Regions from separate parts of the Homo sapiens genome. Here regions 2, 3, 4 and 5 are each linked to region 1. Evidence: chromatin contacts called from ENCODE Hi-C or POLR2A ChIA-PET data. All regions are on one chromosome and are shown on one strand. Each heading gives the region's core, a stretch centred on a gene start or an enhancer-like site at or near the end of the contact. The rest is flanking DNA. Distances are from core to core; before and after follow the strand shown.

Region 1 (4,902 bases), core at 149-2,648:
ATCAGAGAGATTAAATAACTTCTCAAGGAGACTCAATTATTAGTGGCACAGAAAAACGTAAACCCTAGTTTGCTGACTTTGTCTAGTATCACTTAGGTTTCTAATACACAAACTTTCATTGACAGGATTTAAACTTGCAAGTGACTTACAAGTTTTGACTGCCTAGTCCTCATATGCTTAGGTTATGCTTTAGGTTTCTAGTTCTGTGGGACTGAGTTAAATAATGGTTTCCCCATGTTCATGGATAGGAATTTTAAAAATTGAGATATAATCCACATACAATGGTATCTATTTTTACTCATTCATTTTGAAATCTAAAGTTTAACTTCTATTCATAATATCCATTTTACTTAGGCAGTGAGTATATAATAACCCTCACCTCAGAAAAGTTTCTACAGTTAAAAGACACGGGCTGAGGAGAGTTCATCTTCATCCTTACTAGCATTTTGGAGTACGTATAAAGGCGTCTGCGGATGCCTAATGATTAAAAAAAAAGTTCCCCTCACCATGGTGAATAGGGTTTTTACGAGAAAAATATGGAGAAAGCAGAGATTATTACCATTGAAAAAGACAAGGTGTTAACAGAAATGGGAGGGTAGCTTGATAGAGTCCAAACTTGACTGAACTCTCTAGGTTAGGGCCAAAGGCAAGTACTGAGGACAGGCATGGACTGTTGCGTTCAACTTGTCAAAAAAGTGGCCAATATGTAGTATGGACCAAGCCTATAGAGGCGCTGAGAATACAGAGATGAATGAGCCAGTTCCTGAAGGAGCCCAGTCTGCGTGTGTTTGCGAGTTGAGAAGAGGAGGAGGGAGGCAGCATGGGGAGTGTGGGGATGGAGGAATTAGATTGAAAGAGAAGGCCGAAAAACTGAATATATAGTAGAAATTTGGGGTGCAGATATGTGCTGCCTAGAAAGGCAGAAACCTGTCCCAGAACCTCTTAATACATTAGTCTCATTTGCCAAATTTGGCCAGATATCATGACTGTGGTCCTCTCGAGATGCCCTCTTGAATCGGCTTAAAAATTATCCTTCCGCAACCACCCCTAGCTTTCCCCACCGCCAGTGCGCCGGGCAGGTTGAAAACTGCACCCACGTTTGCAGCCTCTGCTCTCCGCAGGAGACAGGAATCCAGGGCTTTGCCGTCGTCATAGCAACCAGAAGTTCCGCGGTCCCCTACCCTCCCGCGACTTTTTCCACTTCCTCCGCCTGCAGGGCCCAGCCGCCGCTTCTCTCGCGAGACTTGTGCGCCGCGCTAAGCCGCTCCGTGGTGATCTCACCCGAGACTTGGGGGAGAGGGAGGAGTGAAGGAGGGGAAGGAATGGGGCGGGAGGCGGGGCGGGGAGGGGAAGGGCGAGTGAGGCGCCGCCACTGCCGGCAACTTTGTGAGCGAGTTCAGTGCGTGCGTGAGCGAGTGAGCGAAAAGTCAGTGCAGCGCCGAGTCCCCGGCTGGAGGGTCCCCGGGGAGGGCCAGGTCTGGGCCCCAGAGGCCGCCCCCGCAGCCACTCCATTCCCTCCCGCCTCTGTGGCTCCCTCCCCATTTCCTCCCCCACCGGTCGTTGGGGCCTTCCCGCCCCCGTCCGCACTTACCTGTCCCCTCCCCCATGCGGTACGCACCTCCTCATCCCCCCCCCGGCAACCTCGCGCCCACCTTGGACCTTCGGAGCCCGGACCCCCGCACTTGCTTCCCGTACTGGCCGCCCCCTCAGTTCTTTCTGCTGGCGGGCGGGATGGGGGCGCTGAGCCTCGGGGACGGCGCGAGCGGGGGCCCGGGCGCCTAGACAATAGTTGATGCCCAAGGACGGGGCCACCTCCGCCTTCCCCTCCTCCGGGAGCTCGGCCCCCGCCGGCCCCCCGCCAGCCTGTATTCCGGGTCCCCCTCGGAGCCAGCCTCGGGAATTGGGCTGATTCCACCCCCGCCTCCCTCGGGCCCCCCTCCGCTCCGCGCTCGGCGCCCGCCTCGGGCCGGCCTCGCCGCTCTCCGCAGAGGAGGCGGCGAGTGAGCGCGCGCCGGCCGTCTACACGGTTTCTCTTTCTCCCCAGGGAGAGCGCGCGGCGGACGCGCCCGGGACGCGCGGCGGCACCGGGAGGCCGGGCCGAGCGGTAAGTGGTCCCCGCGCCCGGGTCCTGGGGGGAGCGGGGGTGCAGGACGGCTGACAGCCCCCTGCCCTGTTTCTGGCCGGGGTTGGGGTCCAGGGCCCGGAGCAGGACCCCAGGAGGCCGGTTAAAGTTTGATTTTCGATTTGGTGGCTTGCTGGTAGCTTAGCCCGGCGGGGGCGAGTCCGGCTTCACCGCGCCCGGCGCGCGCGCACGCACCCCAGAACCCGAATCTGCACAACTACTGGGCAGGCGTCTCTGCGGGAGGCCAGGAGACCCGCGTCCCGGTCCGGGCGGTTGCGTCCACCCCGCTGAGCTGGTCGCCACCTGGCGACCCTTCCCCTCCAGTCACCTGGGTGAGCGCTTTGCAGCCTGAGCTGGAGTAGGCAGGCCGAGTTGGTTGAGTTGTGGGAAATGGAGACGAACAGCTCGGTGCCCGAGGGTGGTTAATTTCCCCTTTGGGGGTCTTGGGGACATGAAATTTTGGGATGCTCTAACCTGCTTTCCGGGGAGCGAGTAAACCGCGAAAGGGCTGGGAAGGCGTGAGGGTGCCGCAAAAAGAACTTTTCCTCCTTCGCCCCATCTGTTACCAGCTTCTCTCCTGACCTTAAAGGAAATTTCCGAGGCTCTTAAATCGCTCCACGGCATTTCTAGGTGGACCAGTAATCGTGTTGGGCAGGTTGAAATTTCATCGCGGTTTGGAGAACAGAGAGACATGGGAAATGGCTCACTTCCAAGGAAGATGTTTAGCTAAATTGTTGGCATTCGTTTTCTAAGAGAAGCATTTGGGGATTGATGGCTCCTAGACTACGATTACCTTATAGATTTTATTTTTCCTGACGGGTAGTTTAGAGGCAGCATTCGCTGAAATGCATACTACCTGTGAAACGATCATGTTTCTAAACTGGAGCCAGCGATGTGATGCAAATTTCAGAATAAAGGTGTCGACTTTCATCAGGTTCCAGGTCTATCTGGATGGACTGGGATTGGCGTTTCCTCTATAAAGCAAACCTTTCATGTTGAAACTCTGAGTCAGACTCTTAAAGCCATTGTCTTTATGCTGGTACTCTGTGGGAGTTAAGTGTCAACTTTCTCCTGTTTTCTCCTATGGAGTATCCGTCCAAGGCAAAGATTCTCTGACTGAATCTTTTGGAAACGTGCAAGGTTAGATCATACTGAATTCTGCAGCCAGTTTAGTAATAATATTAGTTTTCTATATAATCCTGATTTAACGACTGTCATTTTTCTCTTCGTTTTTTGAAAGCTGCAATTAAGCTACCTTTACCAGGATTTAAAAAAGAGGATAATATGGAACAGTGGTAATAACAGTAGGTCTCAGCTAATTTATTATGGCCACCGATGTGTCCAACTATTAGATGACATCCCAGTTATTAACTACAATATTAATATTAAAACATTTTTCCCATGGAATCAATTATGCTAAAGCATTAACAATTAACAGTGCATTTAAAATGATGAGTGATTGTTTCCACATAAATGGTTAGAGGCAAAATAAGAGATTTGGGGGATGAATGGCTTTATGTCTCTGACAACTAATTTTCTTATTAATGCTTAAGTAAAGGACTCTTGAAGTTGACTGTCATTTGATTTTTCTAGTTGACTGAGTGAACAAGTTTGGTGAGTGGCTTGAGACAGTCAGTAGGTGTTGCTGTTGTTAGCTTCTCTGCAGTTCCTGCTTCTGCTCCTCGAGTTTGAAATTGCAATTCTGGTACAGTGAACTTTTAAAATCTGAAGTATCAGTCAGTGATAGTTGTGATTTCATTGGAGGAGTCTATGGCAAGGTTGACTTCAACTCCAGGTAATAATTGCAAAGCACCTCTCTGATACTTTGTACTGAGATTCATTTAACTCTTCTTTTGTCTCTGTCCTTACACTAGTATTTTCAGGCTTCTGCATTTGCTTTGCTTTTGCTTTGAAGTATGTGTGTAATTTTGGTATAGTGCCCCCATCTTCATTGTTTAGGAACTTTTAAAAAACACTTTCTAGTGAGTTTATTGAAGTCATAGATTGAAGATTGCTTGAGATTAGCAGTTTTGTAGACTTCGGGGGGATCTTGGTTGAGTTGTGATGTATATATGTTCTATCTTAAGTTGCAATCTGAATTTTTAGATAAATGACTGTTTTTCTTTTTTTAAAAATCTGTTTGAGCTGTGAAATGGGAGCATGAGGAGAGCTGAAATGGTATGAGAGTGGAATTTGATGGAAAGTTTGTCATGATTAATAATGTGACTATGTGCCTCTTATCAGTCCTTACCGTTGTATTATCATTGTTATTGGTCCGTATCAGTGCACAAATGAAGTATGAATATCCTGAAGATTTTTTGTTGACATCTCAGATTTGAGCCTTTTGGTTCACTGACCATATTAGATTTTCTCTATGGAAGACAAATAGACTCATTCCCATAATAAAGAACTAGAGCGCTGATAGAGCACACTTTTTTTTTTCCCCTTTGGATCAAATCATGGAAGTTCAAATCTGAAAATAAATTCAGAAATTTCTTTTTTTCCCCATAGCATCCCTATATTCCTAACCTTTTGAGTGGTGAGTCAAGCAATATTTATTGAATGCTGCTATCTGGCAGGTGCACTTTTGGTTTCTGTGATTACAGTGATGAGCAAGAGTGTACCTGGCCACATGGAACTTGTAGTCCAGTGGGACCATTTGTAGTAATATTTTCTGGCATGGAGTTATGGTACCCTGATGCCCTCGTAAAGGTTATACATAATAGGCAATTATTTTTGAATTTTAATATATTTTAACATTTTGAAATAATGTAACCTAG
Region 2 (5,001 bases), core at 912-3,411, 4.1 Mb before region 1:
GATCTGCAGTCCTTACCTGAAGATGATTTTGCTCATTCCTCCCCATGACCTTTGGTGATGTCTGGAGACATTTTTGATTGTCACATTGGGGAGGGTGATGCTACTGGCACGTAGTGGGTAGAGGCTGGGGATGCTTCTAAACATCCTATGATGCACAGGACAGTCCCCACAAGAATTATCCAGCCCAAATGTCAATAGTGCCAAGGATGAGAAATTATAAGCTAGAGAAAGAAGAATTCATTGACGAGCTGGAGGAAGCTTCTTGAATTATTATTTATGTTATATATTTAAGAACTTAGAGGCGGGGCACGGTTGCTCACGCCTGTAATCCTAGCACTTTGGAAGGCTGAGAAAGGTGGATCACCTGAGGTCAGGTGTTCAAGACCAGCTTGGCCAATGTGGCGAAACCCCGTCTCTACTAACAATACAAAAATTAGCCGGGCGTGGTGGCTGGCACCTGTAATCCCAGATACTGGGGAGGCTGAGGGAGGAGTATCGCTTGAACCCGGGGAGCGGAGGTTGCAGTGAGCCGAGATTGCGCCACTTTACTCCAGCCTGGGCAAAAGAGCGAAACTCCGTCTCAAACAAAAACAAAAACAAAAGAACTTAGAAAAGGAAGTAAGTCACACACAGTAACCGTTTTTTCTTTTGGGGTATGGCTAGTAGTTTCTAGGAATCCTGGAGACTTTATCTGGATTTCAGTTAGGCATTTCACCAGTTCTCATGGCATCTTTATGGAGGAATATGGGCCAAGAAGACAGTTCGGTTGTGTCGTCCACCTGTATTCGAAGCCTACTGAGAAATTTTTGATGGCAGGAGCATTAAGGTCTTTAGTGGCATGCAGCAGAGTTCTGTCCTCCGCTCTGTCTTATTAAACACTTGGACAGAATGCTGATCAGATTTGAGAAGGATAACAAATCTGGGAAGGGTAGGCATCCCCAAAGATCTTCACCACCAGGAACAACGGTTTGCTTCGTTCAGGCCATCACAGTGTCCTTAGTGAGGGACACCACAACCCATAGGCTGTCCAGAGGAGCGTAATGGGGAAGAATGTGAAAGAGCTTGAAAATCAGGACCTGAGGACATTGCGAGATGGAAAAACACCGTGGGACAAAATGAGGAAAACCGAGAGAAATGGAAATGGCATATACGAAGGCTTTGAGGGAGGACTGTGCCCCTGGGGGAAACTGTGCCCCCGGGCTGGAGTCACAGGCATAGTTTGGCCTCATAGAAGGAGAGGTCGATTAACAAACCTTGCAAGTGTTCAAATGTGGAATGGGCTTGCTCGGAAGGTACTGTCAAGACAGAGACCATCCGAGGGCTTTTATTGCAAGTGTCGAGACACATTGCTGGTGTTTCTCCTTAGAACGTCCTCCAATCTGCTCTGACTTCCGCCCGCACCCGCCTGAGTCCTGCCCCATTCCAAGGGTGGCACATCCAGGTCCCGAGGGCGCCAGCCATGCCCGGAGCACGGGCTGATCTGCGTAACTCTGTCCCTTCGGGAGACTTCTGGGAAATAGTTCTAGTCCTTGCTATCCTTGCTTTCTGGTTTTCAGAAATCAGTGCAGCTGCTGGCTTTATGCAGTCTTCTGCGGGACACTGCACACATCCAGGTGTTTATGTCATTTTTTAAAAAAAACAAATGTTAGATTGGGTGACTAACTTGACAGGACATGAGGAATCTCTTCAAGAGGAATCAGATTTTCTTCAGGATACGTCATCCAGAGACAAGAGCCAAGGGATGTAGAAACCCAGGGAAGCCTCGCGTCCCCACAAAGCCCGCCGGCCAAATCCCGAAGGGGCTCTACCGGGCCAGCTAGCCCGGAGCAGTCCGCGTTTTAGACTTAGAGGCGCGCGACTGCGCGCACCCGGCTGGAGCTGCGGAGAGGACCAATGAGCGGGCGCTCTCTCCGCTCCGGCTCGGGATTGGGCAAGCCGCGCCAGCCTCTCACGGGCGGGGTGGGACTCGGATCCGCGCGCCCACTGCGCCAGAGTCCCGGGGGCGCGTGCGCGGTCTCGCGGCGGCCGCAGGGGCCGGTCTCGCGCGGTCTAGAAGTGGAGTTGCTGGCGGCTGCGGCGGTGACGGCGGCGACGGAGGAGGCAGGCGGTGGGGCGGGGGCGGGGACTAAGGATTCTGAGGTGGGGAGTCGGGAGTTTCTGGATTCTTTATCCGGAATTTCAAGGGCCGCCGGAGGGCTGTCGCTTCTGCAGTGCGTAGGAGCGGCCGGGGCGGGAGGCTCCGCGGAGCCGAGGCGTGGAGGTAAGAGGCGGATCGGCGGCGGCTGGGCTGTAGAGATCTTAATCAACAGGTCCCTGGGAGCGCGGCGGGGGAGGGGCGGGCGGCCGGGCTCCCCTTCCCCCACACGCTGCGCAAACTCCGGCCAGCGGGAGACCCCTGGCAGCCAGGCGGGCTTCCTCAGGCGCGCGAGCTGCGGCCGTGGAGGGTGTGAGCCCAACCTTTGTCCCTCGGAGCAACGCTGCCTGCGCGGTGCCCGCTCCTTCTGCTTGGCTGGGCATGCACCTTGGCGCGGGCCACAGCCAGCCGAGCCCGAGGTGCAGGGGGCGCGGCGGGGAGTCGTCTGCCCCCTGCGCCCTCTCTCCGAGGTCGCGACGCGCGGGACTCTCCCGGCCGGGTCTGGGAAATCGGCGAGGGAACGCTTTCCTTTAGAAGTCAGAATGTAGTCAGCGTTCCTCTGCCTGACTCAGCTGCTGGTATTCTGCTGCTCATTGCGTTCTTAAACACGCAAACAGTTCCTGCTTCCTTGTGACCACTTTAAAAGAAAAGCCTAGTTTTGTTCATGGTTTCTGATACTTTAAGGTTGCACGTTGAACTTTGAAGCATGTAAATTGTTATAACCTACGTTTAATGAAGTTTGCTTTAAACGATCTTTGTAGTAAATTATGTAACTTTCTAATGATCATAACTCACCTTCTGTTGATTGACATACAGTAATGTGTACGGAATGTAGGTTTCGGTCAAAAGGTTTTTCTTGGCAGTTTATGCTAAAATTAAAATCTGATGGCTAGGAAGTTTTTAGATGTAGTATGGAGTGTGTGTTTTGTCTCCATACTCGTTTAGAATAGTAAGAATTTAGATTTGGAAAGTCAGTTGAACAAAAATTTTGAAATTTTGATTTGACTGACGCAGTGAAAGGTGTTAATATTTCTGATTTTTTAAAAAAGCAATATCATGTTTTAATGATAGTTTACTAATTATGCTTTTGGATTATACCAGAAGTTAATAACCTGTTAAATTATGCAATAGGAACAAATGACGTGTTGGTTATTGGTGTCTTTGAAGTATTGGTGGTAATGAAACTTATTAAATAAGCTTCCTTGAATTAAGAACTACGATTTTTTTTTTTTACTAGATCCCTGTGGACATAGCTATTGTGGATAGGTTTTATAGGCTTTCTATTTGCGGCAGGATGAGCTATTAAATTATAATGTAAGAGATTTATAGATAAAACAGGCAAAAATAGGAAAAGCAATTCATTATTTTATCTTTAAAAATCTGGTAAATTTTACCATGTACCTGAATTAGTTTTGGCAAGACGGACTTGAACTTGACAAATTAAGGTGGATTGATTAACATTAATTTGTTTTAGAATGTTAAAACGGGAGAGAATATATAAGTTCTACTTGAGGGTGACCCAAGTCAGTACAGTGGGTTTAGCTTTTACATGATCTTGAATTATGATTTTGATTAAAAATCTCATCACAGGGGCACGTGTTTTCAGGATCTCCTGAGGGCTGTGTCATGGAAAAAATAAAATTTATCACCCATTCCAAGAAATTTGATCAATTTTATATATTATTTACTGAAATGCCCTATTTCTCTGATATTTTCTGATTTCAGAGTGTCTAGAAAAAAATAGTATCTTGACATATGTGCTTATATAGAATATAATTGTCTTTTCTTTTTTTTTTTGTGAGACATAGTCTCGCTCTTGCCCAGGCTGGAGTGTAGTGGCGCGATCTTGGCTCACTGCAGTCTCCACCTCCCTGGTTCAAGTGATTCTCCTGCTCTCAGCCTCCCGACTAGCTGGGACTACAGGTGCTCGCCACCACACCTGGCTAATTTTTGTATTTTTAGTAGAGACGGGGTTTCACCATGTTGGCCAGGCTGGCCTCGAACTCCTGACCTCAGGTGATCCACCCGCCTCGGCCTCCTGAAATGCTGGGATTACAGGCGTGAGCCACCGCCAGAATATAATTTTTTTTTTTTTTTTTTTTTGAGACGGAGTCTCGCGCTGTCGCCCAGGCTGGAGTGCAGTGGCGCAATCTCGGCTCACTGCAAGCTCTGCCTCCCGGGTTCACGCCATTTTTCTGCCTCAGCCTCCCGAGTAGTTGGGACTACAGGTGCCCGCCACCACGCCTGCTAATTTTTTGTATTTTTTTTTTAGTAGAGACGGGTTTTCACCGTGTTAGCCAGGATGATCTCAATCTCCTGACCTCGTGATCCGCCCGCCTCGCCCTCCCAAAGTGCTGGGATTACAGGCGTGAGCCACCGCGCCCAGCCCTTATGATTTTTGATCATATACTTACTGAATCATAGGATCGTTGAGTTGGAAGTAATCTTAGTGGTTATATAGTCTAACCTCTTCATTTTCCATGAAAAAGAAAGTGAGGCTTGCAGGAGTTAAGTAATCCGTAGTCTGACTGCTAGTTAGGGGCAGACTTGGAACTACATGAATGCTAAAATGCTGTTCTCCATATTCTAAGTCTCCATATTCTAAATTCAGTGCTCTTCTCAGGATGTCTCATTGTTAGATAAACCAATAAGTTGCCTTTTCCAAATCACTTAACTGGCAGGATTCTTTCTGTCATGGATTTTTTCCGTTTTCTTTTTTAATAACTACTAACTGCAATTCATTCCCCTACTGAAGAATTTTCAGTTTTTTAATATTTCAAACAATGTTTAATGAATATCTTTGTGTATGTCTCCTTGAGCGCATGTGTGGACGCTTTCCTAGAATGTATGTATACCTACCTATAAGT
Region 3 (5,345 bases), core at 2,644-5,143, 3.5 Mb before region 1:
CAACTGTCTAGAAAATAAGCAACCATTCAGATATAAAGTAAGCAAATAGTCTCTACTGAGGGGAAAGTTAATTTGATTTGACAAATTCCATGTTTGTACTAGAGAGATCCCTTAATCAGTAACAATAGTTCTTTTTCTCTTTGAAGATACTATAGTAACTATAGGTTACTATTTTAGTTCAAGTTTTCTCTTTTAAATCTGAAACCATAGCCAACTCTTAATGATGCTGGGTTTCATTATGTTTCAATCTTGTTTTTCTTTCTTCTCGCTCCTACTAGTCTTTCTGTCATTTTTCTTTCCTAAACAACTGGCTAAATCCTGGATAAGAGATACATTCAGATTAGCAATTTCTGTTACTTTTTGACAGCTCTGTGAGGAACGATAAATATCATGCAAAAGTGGAACCAAAGACAAAATTAATTCTGGTGACCGAGAGGAGCAAAAATTTAAAAAACTGGCGAAATTACAGACATTTTAAAAGTAGAATTTGTGGTTTCTTAAAGTCCATCTGGGCTAAAAAAGTAGTGTTAAGGTGGAAAAAGCAGAGGATTGAGGTCAGAAGATCTTGGTTTCAGCACCAGCTCTGTCAAATAACTTTACGGTGTGTCCTTGGGCCAGTCATTTCTAAGTTAGAGGTTCTTCACTTAAATCTCAAAGTCTGAAGTTCAATATGAAAATGTCTCAGAGTAATTCTTTTATAAGATATAAATTTCTGATAATTAACATACTTCTAAAAGGACTTTTAATGGAAGTTTATCTTTAAAAAAGGTAATTCCTTACCAGGTTTTTTTTTTCAATATTAATTTGCTTACTTGTTTTTATATCTGGTAATTTTCTGTTCAATTCATGTGAATTATTAAACTATGAATTAATGGAATTTGAATCTATGAGATGTCATGGAATTAGGCTAGTTAAAATATGATTTTTGGAAGAAAAACCAAGTTTCAGCTCAGCCCATTCTCTATTACTTAAATGTTGAATAGATCCAAATGTTACAGATTCATATTTTATTTGCTATTTTGTTACCTTCACTGAGTTTCCAAAAGTTCTCTTTAGGCACAAGACTCATGGTGGTATTTAACAAACAGTAATATATGCCAATGTATATTAGTGCATTAATGAATGAATTTAGGTAAGGAGACAGCAATAAAAATTTAAGCCATTCTTTGAGAATGAGTATGATGAATTTAATGATAAAGGAAGTAACAGACAGAAGGGAAATCCCACAACTACTTTCAAGTTCTTCTCAGTCCTGGCCTCGGAGGAAAATTTAATATAAACCTACTTACCTTTTCCCGGGCCAACCATTTCTCCAGTACAAGAAGCCAGACCCAGGCTACTCTTTGAGGGTTGATGTCCTGCCCACATCTGAAAAAGGTAAAAAGAAAGACTTGTAAAAAAGAGTTTCTACTGATCTTTCATCTTTTGTCATCCAAGACAGATTTCATTGCTTATTCTGTTTTAAACCTGAACAGGCAAGACACTGCCCTAATGAGATATTTTTAAATGTATATGACAGTTCAGTAAAACATTGGAACCAGGCCAGGCAAGGTGGCTCACACCGGTAATCTCAGCACTTTGGGAGGCTGAGGTGGGTGGATCACCTGTGGTCACGAGTTCGAGACCAACCTGGCCAACATAATGAAACCCCATCTCTACTAAAAATACAAAAATTAGCCAAGTGCGGTGGCAGGCGCCTGTAGTCCCAGCTACTCGGGAGGCTGAGGCAGGAGAATCGCTTGAACCTGGGAGGCGGAGGTTGCAGTGAGCCTAGATCATGCCACTGCACTCCAGCCTGGGTGACAGAGCAAGACTCTGTCTCCAAAACAAACAAACAAACAAACAAACAAACAAACAAATCAGAACCAGAACAGAGCTAGCAGCTTTCATAAAAAGCCTTAATCTCACCTCCACCTCCTTATCTTAGTTTAAAATAAAATAATATTCGAGAAAACCATAATAGCTAATACTATCTGAAGCATATTTTTAATACAGAAAGTGAATCAGACAGTCTTAAAAAAGGAACTTCATACAAATTTATTTTTAACTATATGCTAAAAACAGGACTTTAGGAATTCATAAGCCTTTCTTTGAAGTTAGGAATTTAGACGGTAACTGGCTAGATCTCAAATTAAAGGAGAAAAAGAAAAGGAAGGGATCACTTAAGTTTCTCCATCGTATATGTGCTAATACAATATGTAAACAGTATAGCATAACAGTCAAAGGAAGGAAAACCCAAGGAAAGACTTAAAACGGTACATTTGACTCCTACATCACCAGTGGTTACTAGCATCACCAGGAGGAACTTCATTGAAAATCAAGGATGGAGAACTGTGGTTGCCAGGGAACAAGGAGGGGTTGTTGTATAAATACAAAGAGGTAGCACCAAGGAGTGAGGGAATTCTTTTGTGGTAATGGAACAGTTCTGATCCTTATTACAGTGGGATTACATGAATCTATATATGGATAAAACTGCATAAAACTACAAATGAAAAAATGAAGGCAGATTAAGAAAATGCTGAAAACCAAATAAACTCTGTAGTGTCATTTAAAGTAATGTGCCAATGTCAATTTCATGGTTTTGATATTGTACTACAGCTGTATGAGACGTCGCAATTGGGGCAGACTGGGAAAAGGATACGCTGGACTCCATTATTTTTGCAGCTTCTTGTGAGACTGCAATTATTTCGAAATAAAAAGTTTTAAGTAAAGCGACAACAATATTTTCAATCTCATAAGCAAGAAGAGAGCAGGGTTTGCTTTTTTGGAGGCAAAGAAAATAGTTTTCAATGCAGTTCCACCATCTATATTAACGAGGATAAACAAGAAATGGCAGTTTCAGGCACACTTTGGCAGCCAGGCTTACATTCAGTTGCAGATGATAATCAAAAGCCAATATTGACTAAGTAATGGATGTATACTATAGAGGTAAAATTTCAGAGCACGTGAAATACACTGTGCCTCTGCTTATTCTTCAGAGGGTAGTTGAGTGGGGGCACATTGACCAATGCCCAAATATTGAACCACATGTCTCTCACCCTGGGACCGTCTGGTAGGAAAAGAGATCCCTTACCTCAGCAGATTTGGACACACCACCAATGCCTGAAGTATGTCTTCTACCCTCTTTGGGATATCCCCTTGTCCCTCCTGTAGCTGAGGTACACATGCCTGTGCCAGCTCCCATTCTCCCCTCCGCAGGCATTCGCAGAAAAATCCAAAAAGCTGCTTCTGCGAAGCAGCTTCCTCTTTTCCAAATGGATGATTCATTTTCCCAGCACAGAGTGCAGGGAGATACAAAGAAATGAGTTATGCCGAACACATTCTCAATGTTCTCATTCGCGGAGTACCTCCTAGAAACAACACAACGCCAGTGAGAAGAAACAGAAGGCACTGTATTAAGACAAAGCAGCAACTACTGGTCCGCCTGGGAAAGGCGGGACTTGCTTGCCTAAGTATCGTTTTCAGTTTAATTTCCCACGTTACTTTTTGAAAACACTTTCTTCAAGGGGTGGATCCCATCTCTTCACGCGGATTCCTATATTTAATAATATTAATAGTCATATTTGCTCCGGGCGCAGACCCATAACTCTACGTCCGTATTCCCTACTGAACGTTATGCCCAGTCTTGACTCCAAATCCCCAGGTGGTCGCCTCCTCAAGAATGAGAAATTCAGCAGGAACCTCCCTAGTTTGAGCCCTCTGTTAAGGCAGAGGATTGACGACCAGGAGACGAATCTGTGTCATAAGTGGAAAGCAGTGTGGGGGTGGGCCGCAGGGACGCTCTCTGCGGGGGTCGTGGAGAGGGGCCCCTCCCTCTCAGGGGTGTCTTACACTCACCTGCTCCCGGCGCCCAAAGCAATAGAGCTCTCAGCGCAGCCATGTTTGAGCCGAGTCAGGTGACAGAACCCACTCCGAACAGCGGTGGTGGGGGTGGTGACAAAGACTGAAAGCCCCACTCCTATTGGCTCAAGGCAGGGAAGATGAAAATTAAGTGCCATATTTGTTTGAGTCACGTGACGCCACCTCTCCGGGAGTAGGGAAAGCTAGAAAGCTCGGAAAGAGGAAATCAGCTACCTGGCTGCGGACCATCTCCCTCAATTGTGACAGCTCCGGCGCTCAATACTTTCAGTTCTGCATTCGGCCGAGCAGGTGGCAGGAAGAACTGTGACCCTGGATTTTTTTTTTTCTTCCACTCTCTTATCTCCTTAACATGTGAAGTCAACATTTATTGAACGCCAACCAGTGATGGTGTTTTGCCAGGCGCGGGGGATACCCGGAGCTAGGAGAACTGGGTTCTCCTCCATTATTATTCTATCTACTGGGCTCTTTTGTTCCGGAACTCTGCGGTCTGAATTTCCATATTCTTCTGCTTCACTCCATTCATTTATTTGCACATTTACCCTACAACTGTTAATTGAACGGTGTGCTAGGCTTTATTTTATTTTTTTAGAGACAGAGTCTCTCTGTCGCTGGAGTGCGGTGGTGTGATCTCGGCTCATGGCAGCCTCGAACTTCCTGGATCAAGTAATCCTTAAGCCTCAGCCTTCCTGTAGTAGCTGGGACTAGAGGCGCGCGCCACTACACCGGGCTTAGGCCCTATTCTCTAAGTTGAGTAAATGGAGGTCCTTCTTCTCAAGGGAGATGCAGGCCAAAAATTAGGAGACGGTGGGCTAAATTATAAGACAGAAGTATGCATAAGAGATCAGAGAGCAAAGAATGAGCAAAGGCTTTTTCGCAAACACAATAATCTGAAACCAAGTCTTTTGTTTTGAGACAGAGTCTCGCTCTGTCTCCCAGGCTGGAGTGCAATGGCGCGATCTCGGCTCGCTGCAACCTCCGTCTCCCGGGTTTAAGCGATTCTCCTGCCTCAGCCTCACTGTGTAGCTGGGATAAGCGATTCTTCTGCCTCAGCCTCACTGAGTAGCTGGGATTTACAGGCGCGCGCCACCACACCCGGCTAATTTTTGTATTTTTAATAGAGACAGGGGTTCACCATGTTGGCCAGGCTGGTCTCGAACTCCTGACCTCAGGCAATCCGCCCACCTCGGCCTCCCAAAGTTCTGGGATTACGGGCGTGAGCCACCGTTCCCAGCCTGAAACCAACTCTTGAAGTAACGGCTTACTAGGTTTGCTCACCACAGCTGCCTTACACCAAGCCTTTTGTTTGGTTTCCCTGGTGTGCTTTAATCACAGACTCTCAGCTTTCCTCACTATGTGTGTTTCAGGTTTAGTAATTTCATTCAGCATTTCCCAAACTATTTAATCACCAAAGGGTGGTGAAAAGAGCAAGTTAAAACAAACAAAACGTTTTCTTCCAAAAACTCTTCTGTGATTGGTGGATTGTC
Region 4 (4,818 bases), core at 1,010-3,509, 4.8 Mb before region 1:
AAATTGTCTTCCACAAAACAGATCCCTGGTGCCAAAAATGTTGGGGACTGCTGCTTTAGAAAATTTAATTCATATCCACCCTTCCCACTTAAATTTTAATGAATTTAACCATCACCCCTTTTATGAATGCAGAAAGTTAGTCTCTTGTCCTCTTATTATTGATTTGTGAAATAAAGTGCCAGTTTTCTTCCATGAATAATTACAGAATATTCTAATTAAAGGAGTGCTTATTTAGTCTACCACTATACTTAAAAGGTACTTATTTAGTCTACCATCTTATTTAAAGGATGAAGGAAAAGGCCCAAATTTGTTTAGGGTCACAACCTGTTAGTGGGCAGGTTTAGACCTTACGTCTAAGATAGATGTAAGACAGACGATAAGCTCAAGATATTTTCTAATCATTTAGAGTGTGTTGCAGAGAATAGAGATAGGTTAGGAAGATAACAATATAACCAACTATTTGCTCTTCATGTTTAGTTTGAGATAACGGAAATCATTCTCTTGGACATACTTTCTTATCTTTATCTCTCATTTCAAACTAGTTAACAACCCGTTGGCCACCAGGATCTAAGGTGACAATGATAGGGAATGAGTTCATGACCTGGCTTAAATTTTTAATTACTGTCAAAAATACCAGCAATACACATACTAAAAACAAAAACAAAAGCAAAAAAGCCATTAATTTATTTTACCCACTTCAATTCCATCCATCATCTACTTTTAGGCCCCATTATTTAAAATGAAATACATAAGCACGTGAATCTTCAGAGGATGGGTAATTTCATGTTCCAACGGAACAATAAAAAACTCATAATCGGCCAGGCACGGTGGCTCACACCTGTAATCCCAGCACTTTGGGAGGCCAAGGCGGGCGGGTCACGAGGTCAAGATCTTGATCGAGACTATCCTGGCCAACATGGTGAAACCCCGTCTCTACTAATAATACAAAAATTAGCTGGGTGTCGTGGCACGCGCCTGTAGTTCCAGCTACTCGGGAGGCTGACGCAGGAGAATCGCTTGAACCTGGGAGGCAGAGGTTGCAAGTGAGCCGAGATCGCGCCACTGCACTGGAGCCTGGCGACAGAGCGAGACTCCGGATCAAAAAAAACCAAAACCAAAACCAAAAAAAAACCTATCAAAGTGACTTTGAAATTTGTGTATAAACACTGATATACATCTTTTAATACTTTGCTTTTCACTTTTATGCCTCCAGGTTACTACAGCTAAGAAGAGAAAACATATACATATGAGTGTGTGTACACACACACACACGCATATAACTTTTTAAAATTCAGAAGTTGAAAGGTCCAGAACGATAGTAAGAAACTAACGTAGAATAGCCACAGGTGATTAATAACACGTTTCATGAAAGGCACATGGAAATAAATGGCAACAAAAGCTACTTTCATGGTAATCTCACATCCCACGAATACTGAAATGAAAATCGCCGCGGCAATGGACTGTGGTTCAGGTGGAACACGTTCTCGTTCGCTAAGGAGATTGATGCTTTTCATCTAAAAGCAGCGCTCATGGCGAAGAGGCTTAAGGCCACAAAACCGTGGGACAGCAGGAGGAAGAGAAGCCAGGTATCTCCACTCCAGCTGCCCTGCCTCAGACTCCTCAGTTTCGCACGTGAGGATCGTCTTGCAGGCACTGACTGGAGATGGAATCCTAAAGCATAGGTGAAGCGGAAATCCTCCTTCAGGGAGAGCCCACTGAGGAAGCCAGCGGCTAGCACGAGGCAGGACAGGATACCTCCCTCTTCGCCCACGGCGGCCTCTCTGTCATAGTAGCCACCGTTCTGCCACTCATGCAGCTTTCTAAGACACCTCTCGGTTCCCCAGCGCTTTCAGTGGGGCGGCCGGCCATTCCCGAGGGTTGCAAGAGGAGGCCCGGGGTGCTGAGCCAGCCTCGCTGCCCCCGCGTAGAAAGCCGGCCCGCCGGCGAGAGCCAGCCTAAGGCGCGGACAACCAACGAGGTGTCAGGCTCGGCAGGGGATTGCTTCTGTCTGGGGCCCGGCCGAGGTTGCGTTCGTGCCTCGCGCGCACACGCTCCGCGTTCACTCAGCCAATCCGGTGCTACTCGCGCGCCCAGGAGCGATCCGCGGTCCTACTCAGGCTGGGCCGGCTCCTTCCCGCTCCCAATACTCAGCACCCGAGCTCTCACTCCTCCCCTCACTCTCCACGAGTTCCACGCCTAGGGGTGTAGCTCCGCCCTTGTCCCCGAGTCCGCCCCCGCAACCTCCAGAGCGTGTGCTATCCTTTCCTCTCAGTCCTGCCATCTAGCTGCCTTGGGTCTCGCGCTCCGCAGAGCGTTCCGACACTCTCCGGCCTCGTTCTGCCGCCTCCGCGCGCTCTCCCCGTGCGGCCACCGCGCCCCCCAAGCTTGCCTCCTTCTTGCCGGACTTGGGGCCGCGCGCCCTGACTCCTTCCCCTCCCGCGGACCCGCGCACTCCCGGCGCGGCCTCTCCCCCACGCAGGCCACCGTGCACTCTGTGGCCTCCCCCTCCTTCCCCGCTCTCCTCGCGCTTCTCTGGCTCCCTAGCTGTCGCGCTCTCCTCGGCGAGCGCGCTCCCGGCCCGCGCGCTCCGGGCTCCGGTTTCTCCCGGCTCCTGTCAGTGCGGTGACTGCGCTGGGAAACATGGCGACCGAGGGAATGATCCTTACTAACCACGACCATCAAATCCGTGTCGGAGTCCTTACAGGTAACCGGGGGAGGAGGTCTGGGACCTATGAGGCTGCTGTCCCTGCATTGCCTTAGGCTTTTCGCCTGTGGTGGCCCTTCTCTGCGGCCTCGGGAGGAGGGAAGGCTGAAGAAGGGAACCGCGGGGGTGCATTTTACAACCGCTGAGAACCGCCGGAGATTGGGGGTGTTCCCGCGGGTCCCCTCCCCCAGGCCCCAGGAGCCGGGGTCGACCCCGTGGGATGTTAGGCCCCAGCGCCTTCGGAAGCAAAGTCCTGGGCCCCCGGGGACCGAGGGGCCGGTGCGGAGGGCGCTGCGGGGCTCCGCGCTGTCGGTGCAGGCGGCGGGATCCCGGCTCCGCAGTCTGAAGCATGCCGCTCTCGGCTGGCCTGGGCGCATCCTCCGCTAGTGCTCTTCAGAGAGAGGGGGGAATCCCATCTCCACCCCCTTCCTCTCCTTCCCTTCCCCCCACCTGGGCGGCCCCACGCCAGTATCTGTGCTTGCCTGGACGAGACTCAGGTGTTAATCAGATGAAACTGCTCCTCCTCGGGTTGTCCCTCGCGGGCCGGGCGTCCCCTCAGCCACCCATGGGGCACCCTTCGCCTCCCTCGGGGGATGGGGGATCGGCTTGCGTCCGGACCTCGGAAAGTGTCTGCCTTCTGCCTTTCCGCGCAAAAGGCCCTCTGTCTGCCTCGTCGTTTCCTTAGCGAGGACGGGCTGCAGCCTGCTGCCGGGGATCCAGCTTTTTACTTGAGAGGGCAGGATTCCCCTACTCGGGCTCCTCTCCCCCTCCTTTCTGGGAACCCCCACCCCGGTAGAGCGTCCCGAGGCTGGTGAGGAGCGCACTTTTCCCGGGTCGCGTTTCCCTCCCTCGCGAAAGCCGTGTGTGTTCTGCATGTCTGATTCCGTTGCGCTGAATTTGGTTAATATCCGTCACTTCGGCGATCGGCAGTTGCTGCAGGGCATGACTTCCAAGATGAACAGCAAGCGGATTTGTAGGGGTTTCTGCTGTGGTTCTGTAATTGGCAAGGTTTATGTGTAATTGAGTGGCGAGACGGGGGTTAAAGAACTATATTTGGAATCTGAGGGCTTAGTTTGGAGTGAAGGAAATCCAAGACTCAGTGATGTGATTTCGGAAAAAGAAGCAGTGTGGACGGGAATCCTAGTGTTTCCCTTACTTCTTTTTTTAATTTTTTCTTTAACTGTCAAATTCTGACAGGTCGAGACGGTGCTCGAGAAGGGACTAAATTGAATAAGACTTGCTTTTATTATTAGGTAGAAAAAAAATGTCTGAGACTGCCGGCAGATATTGAGTGCAAAGCTTAATTTAGCTGCTGAATTTTATGAAAAGGTGATATCCAAAGCCTCCTTTTTTCTCTTTTAAGTAAAGGATTGCCTTTCCCTGGTATTCTTTCCGTATATCGATGGTGATTAATTGAATTTTCCTAATTAAAAGACCCTTGGATAGAGAAACTAGTCTAAACCAGTTGCAGAAAAGGGAACCCCCAAATCAGAAGGTGCGCTGTTCTCTTCTTTTGGTCCTGAAACTGTTTGGGTATGTGAAGATTCAGTTGTATTTCAGAATTCCTGGAGCTGACATTGCCAATTTTCGAATAATCTGATGGTGGGATGTCAAAGTGTATATCTTTTATCTACCCTCAACTTGCACTTTAAATTCCAGCCATTCTTTGACAATAATAGAGTAGTGAGAAACCAAAATATGTCAGTTGTCTGTGGAAATAAAAAAGGCCATAGATGTTTAAAAGTTAAACCGTAGAAACATTTTTAAAATGAACATTTTCTACTTAAGCTTTCCATTAAATAATAGTTTCATTTAACGAATCAACTTACCTTTGTGAAGTGACATAGCAGATAGGTGTTGTACAGACTGCTTTGAAAGATGCAGCCCTTATCTGGTGTCCCTACAGTCTAATATGGATAACATTGATACGCAAACAAATGAAGAAACATTGTATGTAATTATTGTGCAAAACTTTTCTAAATACATTACCTATGAGTTTGGGGTTAACTGCAAAAGAAATTCCGTATTCAGATGGATTAGGAGAGAATGTGACTACCTGAAGGGAGAATTTAATACATTTACTAGGTCAAGAAGAAACTGTCAATTTTAAGGGG
Region 5 (5,239 bases), core at 1,955-4,454, 4.8 Mb after region 1:
TTGAGCCCATTTCCAATTTTTTTTTTTTTTGAGACATGGTCTCACTCTGTCTTTCATTTCACAGAGACCCTGTCTGGGAAAAAAAAAAAAAAAAAAAAGGAAAGGAGAGAGGGAAGAAAGGAAGGAAGGAAGAAAGAAACTGTGGAAGAAACTAAGCTTTATTTTTGACATTTTATTATATTTACTTATTTATTTTTGAGACACGGTTTCACTCCTGTCACCAGGCTGGAGTGCAGCAGTGTGCTCTCAGCTCACTACAACCTCTGCCTCCTGGAATGAAGTGATCCTCTTGCCTCAGCCTTTCCAGTAGCTAGGATTACAGGCGCCCACCACCACACTTGCCTAATTTTTTGTATTTTTAGTAGGGACGGGGTTTCACCATGTTGGCCAGGCTAGTCTCAAACTCCTGACCTGAAGTGATCCACCCGCCTCAGCCTCCCAAAGTGCTGGGATTACAGGCGTGAGCCACTACGCCTGGCCTATTTTTGACATTTTAAATTGGAAATGCTGGTGAGGTGAACAAGTGGAGCTATCTAGTAGAAAAATGAAAATATAAGTTGGATTTCAAGAAATTTGGGAGCTTTCAGTGCTGATGCAGGCAATCAACACCGTGGGAACAGATGTGATTTGTGGGAGAGAATTTTCACTTATGCAGAAAAGAGGCCTAAGGCTGTGGACACCTGTTGAACATTTCCATATTTCTGTCCTGTGGGAGTCACAGATTCAGCATGTCCAAAATGGAATTAATCATCTTTCCACTAAACCCGTTTATCTTCTTGACTTCTCTAGCTGTGCAGATGGCACTGACCATTGTCTTAGTTGCCCTAGCTCAAAACCTCAGCTATCTTTGTCTCCTACCTTGACTTTTTTTCACCTATAGAACATTCTGAAAATCCACAAAAAACAATAGATAGGAGATATAATCATTGATAATGAAACCATTTCGGATATTGTATGGTGGCTTCTTCTGGTCATATTCCTTTGCGAGTATAGATTTAATTTCCTTTGTATGGGAATCATACTCTACATTTTTAGAGTAATCTTTTTATTGAAGTATAACAGTCATGCAGAAATGTACACAATCATAAGTCGATGGCTTTTCATGTCATTAAATATTCTTTTGCAACATTAATTTTTAAAAGTTGCAAGATATTCCACCCATAGATGTACCATAATTTAGTTAACTAACCCCTGTTGTAGAACTTCTGGCTTTTTCTAGTTTCCTCATCTCTCCCTCAGAAATGCTGCAGAGATGATTTACCTATATTTAACATTTTTGCGCCCATTTCCAATTTTTCCTTAGAATACAATTCTTTGGGGCAAAATTTCAGGGTCCAAGGTATGTGCATATTTTTAAATAAACTTTTTTATTTTAGGATAATTTTGGGTTTAGATAAAAATTATGAAGATTGTTACAGTTTCTGTGTAATTCACACTTTCTCCTATTATTCACTTTTTTTTTTTTTTTTTGTGACGGCTGAGTCTCACTCTGTCGCCCAGGCTGGAGTGCAGTGGCTCGATCTCTGCTCACTGCAACCTCCGCCTCCTGGGCTCAGGCGATGCTCTTGCCTTAGCCTCCTGAGTAGGGACTGGGACTACAGGCATGTGCCACCACACCTGGCTAATTTTTTGTATTTTTAGTAGAGACGGGGTTTCACCATGTTGGCCAGGCTGATCTCGAAATCCTGACCTCAGGTGATCCGCCCACCTCAACCTCCCAAAGTGCTGGAATTACAGGTGTGAGCCACCACACCAGGCTATTCACTCTTACAGAAGTATAACACATCTCACAATTGCAACCAATATTGATACGTTATTATTATTATTATTATTTTGAGACGGAGTTTCACTCTTGTAGACCAGGCTGGAGTGCAATGGTGCGATCTTGGCTCACTGCAACCTCCGCCTCCCAGGTGCAAGTGATTCTCCTGCCTCAGCCTCCCGAGTAGCTGGGATTACAGGCACGTGCCACCATGCCCATGTAATTTTTGTATTTTTAGCAGAGACAGGTTTTCACCCTGTTAGCCAGGATGGTCTCAATCCCCCAACCTCAGGTGATCCGCCTGCCTCGGCCTCCCAAAGTGCTGGGATTACAGGCGTGAGCCACCTCACCCGGCCCGATACATTATGATTAACTAAAGTTGATACTTTATCCAGATTTCCTTAGTTTTTACCTAATGTTCTTTTTTCAATTGCAGCGTCACACCCAGGACACCATATTACATTGTCATGCCTCCTTAGGCTCCTCTTGGCTCTGAGTTTCTTAGACTTCCCTTGCCTTTGCTGATCTTAACAATTTTGAAGAATACTGGTCATGCACTCTGCAGAATGTCCCTCAATTCGGGTTTGTCTGATTTTTTTTTCTTATAATTAGACTGGGTTATGAGATTTGGAAGGAAAGTACCATAAAGTGCCATTCTCATCATATATCATTCCACATACTATCAACATGATTTAGCACATAGTCTTGATCACCTGGCTGAATTACTGTTTGCCAGGTTTCTCCCCTGTAAAATCACTCATTTTCCCCTTTACAGATGTTGTACTTTTGGGAAGGAAGTCACTATGCACAGCCCACATTTAAGGAGGCAGAAGTTATGCTGCAGGATGGCTGTCTACATAAGTTATTTGAGATTCTTCTGTGGGGGATTTATCTCTTCTTCCTCATTCGTTAATTTATTCAATCACTTATATCGGCATGGGCTCATGAATATTTCTTTTGTACTTTGAGTTATAATCCAATATCACTTGTTTTATTGCTCAAGGCAATTTGAAATGTTCTGAGTAACTCAGTGCAAAACAACCTCTTCCAAAGGTTGTACCAGCTCACAGGGTAGACGTCATTAAGATCCATTTCCCCTCAACTTCACAGACCCATTAAAAAGGTCAGAAAGCAAGAGATAAGCTGACATCCCTGCCTAGCGCCCAATTTCTGGAAGCCCCTAAGGAAGATGAGGCCAGCATGCAGGGGTCTTTCCCCACGTGGGGCACCTCAACCCCTGAGACGCCCTTTCCCGGCCAGACCCTATTCAACACCCCTCCTTGTCCCCTGCCCCATCTCCTGGCTTCCTGTGGCTCCGCCCACCGCGGGGCGGAAGTGGGTGTGGCCACGGGCGGAAGCACTGGGTCAGGGGCCCAATCGTGCAGCCAGCCCCTCCCACTCGCCACCGCCCCACCCCTCCGGCCCAGACCGGAAATGAGGTCAGAGAGGGAAGCCCCGGCGGTGAGAGTCGGCCCAAAAAGCGGCGGCCGTTGGAGGTGGCTGCGGCAGCTGGTGAGGGGGAGGAATGGGTTGAGAGTGTTGGGGTCCTGGGGGCTAGTACCAGAGGGGATCGGAGCGCCAAGCCGCGGCTGAGCGGCTAAGGGCGTCTTGGGGCTGCGGCAGACGGCCGGAGGGTGAGGGTGGTGGGGCCTTGCTTTTCAGGGCCCTTGTCCCCATCCCTGGGGATGTGGGTCGGGCCGTCTCCGGGGCCACAGCCCCCTCTTCCCCTTTCTTCTTTCTGCCTCTCTGGGGCGGGCTGCAGCCTGAGGGCTTGGTGTCCCGAGCCATGGTCGCCCCAGCCCTCAGGGACGGGCCGGGGCGTGGTGGAGAGTCCTTCGAAACACAGTTTTTGTCATATATGTGGCCATGTTGCGACCCCCGATCCCGGAGGGAGCTCAGTCGCCAAGACTTGCATTTTGGCAGTTTCTGCCCTAGAAGAGCCGATCCCCGCCCCTCGTGAGCCCAAATGAGCAGTTGCCTCCTGCCTCTCCCACCTCCTACTCCGCCCCTCACTTCCACCCTGCTCCTGTCTCTCTTCTTACTTGCTGTCCACCAGCTACCCGTTCCTTCCTGTGCGTGACTCAGCCTCATCTCTGCCCGGGTGCGTGCCTGGCCGCCGGGTCCTCTCGAGAGTGTGCATCCGCGACTGGAGATGGGGAGTTCTAGGGTTCTTTTGTCACTACTGTTGGAATTACAGGCTTTGAGGCAGGAAAGGATTCTGCACAGGCATTCGACTGCAAGTTGTTTGATGACTTCGTTCCATGTTCAAGTTTGTGCTGTTCTGCCTGAGGTTTTTATTTGTTCTTTTGTTTTTGTTTTTTGTATTTTTGTTGCCTGAGTTTTTAAAGCAGTAATTCTTTATTAGGGAAGTAGATTTTGACATGCTGTTCCCACTTGTTTCTTTATTTTGGTCTTAGGGACAGTTGTCTCCCAAACCTCAATCATGGCATTTTAATCCACTTTTTTTTTTCCCATTTTTTCCCCTTCTTTTCACAGGTGTTGATAAACCACTTCTTAATGCTTAAAAGAACTTGGTCTTGTTTAAATGTATGTGCTTTTGGACACTTTGAGAAGCTTCGTTTGTATGGTAGTTTTGGAAGTAGGTGTCACTATTGCTCCTACAGGTGTGGCAGATAAGCCAGAGGACTGTTTTCCTGTCTTTAAGTTCATTGGCATAGGCACAGCATGAAAATAGGTTTTAGAAAGCCCTTTGCAAAGTGAAAACTGAATGAATGGGAATATGGTCAGAGAGTGGCACCACTTAGAATTTTAAGCTGATCTTGAAATACTTTGGGCATAGAGGCAAGAGAAAAGTGCTAAAAATTTAATATGTATTTAATTAGATGCTGTACAAATTAAATATTTCCCCTTAAGGGGGAATTTTGAAGATTGCTCCTACTACTGTCATTTCTTGAAATGTTTGTCTCTGAAGTGACCCCTGAAGTGTGATGTTTGGTTTGAGGATGAACAGAAAAATAAGAAATTTTGGAAAGCAGTTTGGCCAGAAATCTTAGAAACTTCACCCTATCCCTGTCATTTCAGCTGCTATTGTATCCTAGTTTTCTGTGATTGTGTGGCACTGAAGCACATAACTAGGACCAACATTTATTTTCTGGAGGGTAGGAGAGGGGCTTAAAAATTGTTAATTATTCAAAAATATATGACATACTGTATAAGGTTCTATACCTGGTAGCTTCCAGGTGGTAGTTGGTACCAGAATGGGCGCAAACTTAGTCTCTTCTCCATTCTGACTTCAAACCTGGGTCACTACAATTTCTTGGATCACGAAAACTGCATTCTTCCTTAAATGGTGTCACTAAGTTGTCTTTCTGTTTCTTTCTGCCATGGTCATTGTCAGCAGTGACCCCAGGCCAAAGAACAGTTTTTCATTCATTCTCAATACCTCGATGAGACCATGTGCTACTCTGTGTTTCCACAACTCTAGTGTGATTTTGAAGTTGTATGTTTTTCTGTTCC

The links. A loop is a pair of places that touch in the nucleus more often than their neighbours do. ChIA-PET counts read pairs that join two places held with the same protein, here RNA polymerase II (POLR2A). Pooled maps may share reads with other maps.
Region 2: a loop to region 1 is called in a map of vagina, with 15 times the contacts of the local background. The contact joins the promoter of PALS1 here to the promoter of SIPA1L1 in region 1. A Hi-C loop is called at or near these places in 2 of 168 maps with a recorded cell type or tissue (naive thymus-derived CD4-positive, alpha-beta T cell and vagina) and 8 of 50 pooled maps.
Region 3: a loop to region 1 is called in a map of naive thymus-derived CD4-positive, alpha-beta T cell, with 33 times the contacts of the local background. The contact joins the promoter of ZFYVE26 here to the promoter of SIPA1L1 in region 1. A Hi-C loop is called at or near these places in 1 of 168 maps with a recorded cell type or tissue (naive thymus-derived CD4-positive, alpha-beta T cell) and 6 of 50 pooled maps. POLR2A ChIA-PET finds 5 or more read pairs at or near these places in 1 of 52 experiments (naive thymus-derived CD8-positive, alpha-beta T cell).
Region 4: a loop to region 1 is called in a map of ascending aorta, with 15 times the contacts of the local background. The contact joins the promoter of GPHN here to the promoter of SIPA1L1 in region 1. A Hi-C loop is called at or near these places in 2 of 168 maps with a recorded cell type or tissue (CD8-positive, alpha-beta T cell and ascending aorta) and 9 of 50 pooled maps.
Region 5: a loop to region 1 is called in a map of CD8-positive, alpha-beta T cell, with 24 times the contacts of the local background. The contact joins the promoter of GPATCH2L here to the promoter of SIPA1L1 in region 1. A Hi-C loop is called at or near these places in 2 of 168 maps with a recorded cell type or tissue (CD8-positive, alpha-beta T cell and naive thymus-derived CD4-positive, alpha-beta T cell) and 5 of 50 pooled maps.

What each region holds. Positions count from the first base shown.
Region 1 is chr14:71,319,078-71,323,979 of GRCh38, forward strand. SIPA1L1 (signal induced proliferation associated 1 like 1) reads left to right here and starts at 1,399. Exons shown (of 24, transcript NM_001386936.1): 1 at 1,399-1,426; 2 at 2,045-2,104. SIPA1L1-AS1 (SIPA1L1 antisense RNA 1) reads right to left here and starts at 2,771. Exons shown (of 4, transcript NR_184180.1): 1 at 2,597-2,771. RefSeq lists an enhancer at 878-1,037 and a silencer at 1,298-2,317.
Region 2 is chr14:67,239,274-67,244,274 of GRCh38, forward strand. PALS1 (protein associated with LIN7 1, MAGUK p55 family member) reads left to right here and starts at 2,162. Exons shown (of 15, transcript NM_022474.4): 1 at 2,162-2,260. LOC124903330 (a long non-coding RNA gene) reads right to left here and starts at 2,136. Exons shown (of 2, transcript XR_007064217.1): 1 at 17-2,136. It also overlaps a transcript of GPHN not described here. RefSeq lists an enhancer at 1,514-1,793 and a silencer at 1,774-2,743.
Region 3 is chr14:67,812,697-67,818,041 of GRCh38, forward strand. It overlaps ZFYVE26 (zinc finger FYVE-type containing 26), which reads right to left and starts at 3,894. Exons shown (of 42, transcript NM_015346.4): 1 at 3,838-3,894; 2 at 3,074-3,350; 3 at 1,290-1,368. The coding sequence starts at 3,267. RefSeq lists enhancers at 4,106-4,275, 4,326-4,425.
Region 4 is chr14:66,505,888-66,510,705 of GRCh38, forward strand. GPHN (gephyrin) reads left to right here and starts at 2,260. Exons shown (of 23, transcript NM_020806.5): 1 at 2,260-2,704. The coding sequence starts at 2,641. RefSeq lists silencers at 2,305-2,494, 2,845-2,994 and enhancers at 3,085-3,244, 3,495-3,544.
Region 5 is chr14:76,148,718-76,153,956 of GRCh38, forward strand. It overlaps GPATCH2L (G-patch domain containing 2 like), which reads left to right and starts at 3,205. Exons shown (of 10, transcript NM_017926.4): 1 at 3,205-3,274.